Regions from separate parts of the Homo sapiens genome. Here region 1 is linked to region 2. A link is a contact called in ENCODE Hi-C data. All regions are on one chromosome and are shown on one strand. Each heading gives the region's core, a stretch centred on a gene start or an enhancer-like site at or near the end of the contact. The rest is flanking DNA. Distances are from core to core; before and after follow the strand shown.

Evidence for each region. Hi-C counts contacts between places; a loop is a spot of excess contacts on that map. Pooled maps may share reads with other maps.
Region 1: a map of cardiac septum shows a loop between it and region 2 (2.5-fold over the local background). The contact joins the promoter of CAMTA1-IT1 here to the enhancer-like site in region 2. A Hi-C loop is called at or near these places in 3 of 168 maps with a recorded cell type or tissue (Right ventricle myocardium inferior, cardiac septum and endothelial cell of umbilical vein) and 9 of 50 pooled maps.

What each region holds. Positions count from the first base shown.
Region 1 is chr1:7,362,315-7,365,720 of GRCh38, reverse strand. It overlaps CAMTA1-IT1 (CAMTA1 intronic transcript 1), which reads right to left and starts at 1,327. Exons shown (of 1, transcript XR_010947450.1): 1 at 1-1,327. All of the region lies in intron 5 of CAMTA1 (calmodulin binding transcription activator 1), which reads right to left.
Region 2 is chr1:7,643,674-7,647,134 of GRCh38, reverse strand. The region is part of intron 7 of CAMTA1 (calmodulin binding transcription activator 1); the gene reads right to left. Among named protein-coding and RNA genes, the nearest start is that of VAMP3, 130 kb to the left of the region's middle. RefSeq lists an enhancer at 2,824-3,324. Within about 2 kb of position 1,712, at least 7 of the 41 ENCODE cell types and tissues checked have a DNase peak (open chromatin) inside an H3K27ac peak, as active enhancers do.

The sequences.
Region 1 (3,406 bases), core at 78-2,577, 280 kb after region 2:
ACCAGTGGTAACGGGGGCTGCCTGTTTTGGCCAGAACTGTCATTAGAATCTTAGGAAGCAACTGAGCCAGAGGAAAAGAAAGGGATCATTCTCCAAGAAGGGGGTCCAGGAGGAGACTCCGGTGTCTCTACTTCTGCAGAGCTGCGCTCACTCTCCACCAGCAGGCCCAGGGAAGTCCACACCCAGGCGCGGGGCCTAGGGAAAGAAGACGCTTGGCTGCACGTTTATACTTTTAGAAGCATTAAAAAAAAAGGTCTGAAATTATTTTTTAAATATGAACAGGAGGTTTTAATCAGAACAGGAGAGAGGAATTCCTTTCCAGTAATAGCCCAGTAATAGCACTTCCTAAAGTAATGAGATTTCAGTATTCAACAATAAAATGTGATCTATTCAGGATTCTAGGAAATAAAACTCTAGAGATAATTCGAGGGTGATTTTCTGATGCCTGAATGGGTGTTATGGGTTCAGACCATCAAGCCCATCCACAGCGCAGCCACCAGGTGCTTGCTGCTCAAAGGCCTCCAGACAGAGGCTGGAATTCAGCGTCCACTGGGGCCTCCCTCCCGACAACCTCTGAAGACCACAGGTTGGTCCTCATGGGGTCCGGCCTCCAGGCCAAGTGTGAGCTTGGCTGGATGTCACAACTGCTCCCTGGGCTTGGACTCTGGGGAAGGTCATGGGAGGTGTTCTGCACTCTCTGGGATGACTCTCAGTCCTTCATCACCAGCCACACCGAGCCTAAGGACATCCACTACAGAAGCCCATGGCCACCGCCATTCCCCTGACTGGACTGATCTGAGAAAGCAGTTTGACAGGTGGCTCATTCATTCATTCACTCATTCATTCATTCATCCATTCACTCAGTATATACTGAGCCCTTGCTTTGTGCCATGGACTCCGACTGATTCTAGAAGCACTGTGTGGAGTGTTTTTATGGGGCTTATCCAAACTCCACAGACACGCATCTCTGCAGCCCCAGAGCCCACAGCACACTGGGATACCCTCTCCCACTGCCCAGAAAGCATCTCACGCATCCTACCTCTCACCTTCGACATCCCCTCCTCAGGGAAGCCTCCCACCATCCCATATCTGCAGCTGCAGCCTCCTTCACGCCTGCCTTCTAGCATAGGTTGAAGCTGTAATGACCACCATGCACTCATAGGTCTGATCTGTGTACAAGAAACCCAGGAAAGCAGTGAGCTAGGATTGTGCCTCTGCACTTCAGCCTGGGTGACAGAGCAAGAAAGTCCTTGTCTCAGAAAAAAAAAAAAAAGAGTCACAAGGGAACCTGTGTGCCCCCTCCTCCACCATGTGAGGACACATAGAAGGTGCCATCTATCAGGAACAGCCTCTTACCAGACACTAAATCTGCTGGTGTCTTGATCTTGGACTTCCCAGCCTCCAGAACTGTGAGCATTAAATGTATGTTGTTTATAGTTACCCAGTCTAAAGTATGTTGTTCTGGCACCATGCATGGACTAAGACACCTCGCTGGTCTCGCTGCCTGCAGTGTCCTCAGGATGTTGCACACCACCTGCATAGAGTCAGCACTCGATAAGCATTGTTTATGAATGAATGAAGTGACTCTAGAGTCATCCTGTGAGGCAGGGCACTGGCTAAAGGGACCACAGTTTCAGGAGTCAAGTGAAAAATCTGTTCTAACCCATGAGCTACCCTGGAAGAGGCACTCTCGGCTTTTCTGACCTCAGTCCCTCTCTGTAAGCTGATGGGGCTGGACTCTGGTTTCTCTGGCTTTAGCCCCCGTGACTTTATGGTTCTGTGACTCTCTATCAGGCATCTGTTCCCAAGTGTTCCCGGTCCCTGGGATACTCTGGCTTGCTATGCCTTTGAGGGGGGCTACCAGGGTGAAGCAGGTTTAGTAGAGGGCAGATCTACAAATGCTTATTGGAGAAACACCCCTCACCTGGCCAGCTAACCACAGCGCTGCCACACTCCACTCATGGAGAGTCCTTGCTGGGGTCAGCCAAGCCTCATCACAGCCAAGATGAGACACACACCAGATGCCCTCCCTCCTGCACTTGGTGGCCAAAAATAGACCTGCTAATCACGGGGCTTAAATCCTTCTGAGGGTCCCAGAGGCAACCACACAGGCCAATCGTTCCGATGTCACCCATCCTGTGAAATGTCACTCACTGGCAGGAACCAAACCACCTGATTTGCAAACTGCTATATCCTGAAAGCCAGAAGACAGCGTAAGAGGAAGGATTAAGTGAAGTTCGGCTGACAGATGATGTTCTACAAAAGGTCACCCCCAGATCATTCCTCCATCCATTATTTATTAACAACCTCCGAGACACGAGTGTTACATCAAATGTCCTGCAACGGGAAGATGATAAAGTAATATTTTATAGCTAGAGCCCTCTTAAAGGTGTTAACAAAGAGCTTACAAAGTGATTTCAATGTGTTACAAAATAATTTGTTAAGAATTCACTGCAGCTGAACATTAAAAGAGATATTAATCACCCAGTGAAATGGATGCAAGAAAAACAGCCCAGCTCATGTCCATGAGTGATGTAACAAGTGGGCACCATGTTCCTGTTGATTTAGCACTTGGGTCAGACAAGGGCACAGTTCCTACTCACTCTCTCACGTTTCAAACTTGGTATCATGTCCCTATTTAAAAACTTCCGCAATGTCTTTCTTCTTCTACAGAGCACCTCTGCGAGCTAGAAGGGTTGGCATAAATGGTTATGTTCCACTAATTGTCTTTGCCCCACACGCATCAAGTCTATCCAAGTCCACCACCTCTACCCAAGTTCACTCGCTCTATTCAAGTCCATCAACCCTACCAAAGTCCACCAAGTCTATCCAAAGCCACCACCTCTACCCAAATCCACTCACTCTATTCAAGTCTACCAGTCCTACCGAAGTTCACCACCTCCACAGAAGTCTACTCAGTCTATTCAAGTCTACTAACTCTACCCAAGTCCACTAACTCTATTCAAGTCCACCAATCCTACCCAAGCCCACCACCTCTATCCAAGTTCACTGCCTCTACCCAAGTCCACCAACTCTATTCGAGTCCACCAGTCCTACCCAAGTTCACCACCTCTACCCAAGTTCACTCACTCTATTCAAGTCCACCAATCCTACCAAAGTCCACCAACTCTATCCAAAGCCACCACCACTACCCAAGTCCACCAACTCTATCCAAGGTCACCATCGGTACCCATGTCCACCACCTCTACCCAAGTCTACCAACTCTATTAAATTCCACCAGTCCACTAACTCTATTCAAGTCCACTAACTCTATTGAAGTCTACTAACTCTTTCCAAGTCCACTAACTCTACCCAAGTCTACTAACTGTACCCAAGTCCACCAACTCTATCCAAGTCCACCACCTGTACCCAAGTCCAATAATCCTATTCAAGTCCACCAGTTCTA
Region 2 (3,461 bases), core at 463-2,962:
CGACCTCTCCCAGCCTGAGCTGGGTCCCTGGAGAGCAGGTGCTGGCTAAGCAGCCGCTCTGAGCAGATTTCTCTGCCACTGCAGCCACTGCTCAGCAATGAGGGGCCCGTTTGCAGCCACCCCATCCGAGGCCCGGTACTGGAAACGGTGTGGTGTCTCGGCAGCACTGCCTTACAGATGCTGAAGGCTGGCAGGACTGACACCCTGGCCCCTGGAAAACCAACAGGCTGCAGGTGAGGACCAGTGTGTTAGGGGAGATGGACTGTGGGGGCCATGACAGCACAAGCAAGCCCACACTTGCCAGGGCCTCCACCCAACTCAACAGGGCCTCCATTCACACTCACTAGGGCCTCCATTCCAACTCACTGTGGCCTCCACCCCACTCACCATGGCCTCCACCCTCACAGTCACCATGGCCTCTACCCAACTCACCATGACTTTCACCCTCACAGTCACCATGGCCTCCACCCTCAGTCACCAGGGCCTCTACCTCACCAGGGCCTCTGCTCACACTCACCAGGACCTCCTCCCAACCCACCAGAGCCTCCACCCAACTCACCAGGGCCTCCACCCAACTCACCACAGCCTCCACCTTCACAGTTACCATGGCCTCCAACCACTCACCAGGGCCCTCACCCTCACAGTCACCATGGCCTCCACCCTCAGTCACCAGGGCCTCCATCCGCCTCAACAGGGCCTCCAGTCACACTCACCAGGGCCTCCACCCAACTCACCAGGGCCTCCAACCACACTCACTATGGCCTCCATCCAACTTACCAGGGCCTCCACCCAACTCACCGTGGCCTCCACCCAACTCACCAGGGCCTCCACCCAACTCACCGTGGCCTCCAACCACACTCACTATGGCCTCCATCCAACTCACCAGGGCAGGGCCTCCACCCAACTCACCATAGCCTCCACCTTCACAATCACCATGGCCTCCACCCTCACAGTCACCATGGCCTCCACCTGCAGTCACCAGGGCCTCCATCCACCTCAACGGGGCCTCCGCTCACACTTACCAGGGCCTCCACCCAACTCACCATGGCCTCCACCCAATTCACCAGGGCCCCCACCAAACTCACCAGGGCCTTCACCTGCACTCACTATGGCCTCCACCCCACATTCAGGATGGCCTCCACCTCCACTTTCAACATGGCCTTTGTGGCCTCACATTTACTATGGCCTCCACCACCTGCCATGGAGGTGAGGTTGCTTTTGGAGGAAGTGTGGGGGTGGAGGTGCTGAATCCCCACACACTCGTGCCTGTGGATACGTCGTGTGCCCGTGCAGAAGCATGGAGGTGCACAGAGCACTTGTGTGGTGTGGGCGTAGGCCCTGGGGCTCTGCTGATTCCACAGCCAGCCCTCCTGCCGCCCGCCCAGTGCTGCAGAGGACACCTGCCCCAGAGGCCTGAGTACTCTGGCCTGATGCCAGCGGAGCTCTGGGGCTGGCAGGCAGGGTGGAGCTAAACCCCGAGGCGGCTGGGGGAGCTGCCTGCTGATTTCCGGGCCTTCGAAGCCTGCAGGAAGGCCTAGGACTTGCTCATGGCTGCAGGGCCATCTGGCCAGCCAGGGCACTCCAAGAGGAGCCTCCAGGTGGGAGAGCTGGGACAAGATCACCACACGGGAAGGGCTGTGAACACAGCTTAGAAGTCATGCCCTCGCCACTCACTCCGGATGGAACAACCTCACCAACAGCTTGCTGGGAAATGCCTGGCGTGCCATCCCCTCCTGGGCTGCCAGGAAATGGGCAGGGAAGAAAGCCACGGGTGCTCAGAGGGAGAGGATCTTCTCCGAGGAAACGGTTCCATCTGGCTTTCTGTAGGTTCCAGTGGAGCCAAGGGTGCAAGGTTTGGGGCATGGCAGTTTAGAACCACTGTGGCTCTGAGCAGCCCAAGATCACTGAGCAAGTTTCCTGCCAGCTTGGCAGGACAGAAGCACAGAGCCTGCCTGGCAGAGCAGTCGACTCCACTCAAAGTCATCTCTCAGTGGCTAATCTGGGAGGAGAGGACTCCCCCTTCAGCTCCTCACTCACACTATGGGGGTTTACTGGGTGCAAATCTGGTGCTCTCTCAGACCAGCTGCATTGGAACAGACCCTGGAATTTCCAGGATGAGACATACTAAGCTTTAGATCACTTGCGTACTGTAAACTCCAGGCCTCAGACGGCGCCTCAGACAGTCATTGCCAGGCCTTGGACTGAGATGGGCAATTCTGTGCACTATAAGCCAGAAAGCTGAAGCCCACAGGGGCACCCCAGGCTAAGCACAGCTCTACTCAGCCCTGAATGATTCACATGCAGAACCTCTTTCCCCAAAGTACGTTAGGATGGAACTACAAAGCAAAAAACGACACTTCCCAGACTCTCTTGCAACTAGGAGTAACCATATGACAAAATTCTGTCCAACGACACCAGAGATGAAATGATGTATGCAAGTTGTGGGCTTAAAGGGAAGGAACTCACCCTCCACCTTATTTTCTCCTCTTTCCACTGGTTGGAATGCAGTTGCAATGGCAGGAGCTGGAGTAGCCATTTTGGACCATGTAAAAGAAGGCAAAGCCCTAGGAATGGGGAGCAGCCACCCGGAGGGAGCCAGGGTGGCCGATCCCTGACCCTGGGGCTGCCACATCAACCCTGAACTGTGACATGAAAGCCAAAGGAGCTTCCCTTTCATTGAAGCCACTGTTATTTTGGTCTTCCTCATAGCAGCAGGACCCATAGTCTCATGATTACAGAAGGGATTCCAAAAGACAGGAAAGATCTCTGGGAATGTCCTGGGAATTCCTATCAGCTATCTTCATTTATTTCTGTGTGTGTTTTTTTTCATCTGAAGGAAGCATTCCTCAGATTGCAGGTGGAAGGGAAGCCCCCTTCTGACCAAAGGGCACAGCTGCAAGGACCAGGATGGGATTCTCTGAATCAGCCTGGTGAGATTCCCAGGGCATAAGGTCACGGAGCCCCCATCTCACAGCAGGTGAGGTGAAGGCTGCAGACCCATCTCCCTTCAGCCCTGGGGAGCACGACATTGTGATTAAACCGCTGACAACTCCGCTGGCGGGCAGGGAAATTTGGAAACATCAGGAAATCAAACTGTGAAGTCTTCGAAGGCACGCGATTTATGTGAAAATGGGATGAAGCTAATGTGTTTGGCTCCAGTGTTGGGTGACCCGCCTGATTCTGGAATCAAATCTGAGGTCTTCTTGGCTCTCAGCACACCTCTGCTGTCCCCGGACACACACACTTAGCTGGTGCCCTCTGTGTGTTCCAAGCCTGATCGTCATCTGCGCCTTCTCCTGCAGCCGCATTTCCAGGGCTGTTTCTCGGGCTGTGTTTCTGTCAGAGCCGTGCACACGCACGCCCGAGCCAAGGAATTGTGTGCGGCTCTGCTTCCCCCAGCCCAAGACACCAGAGAGCTGAGTGTTATTAGATTTATGGGGAGTTTGTTGTAGTTTTACATA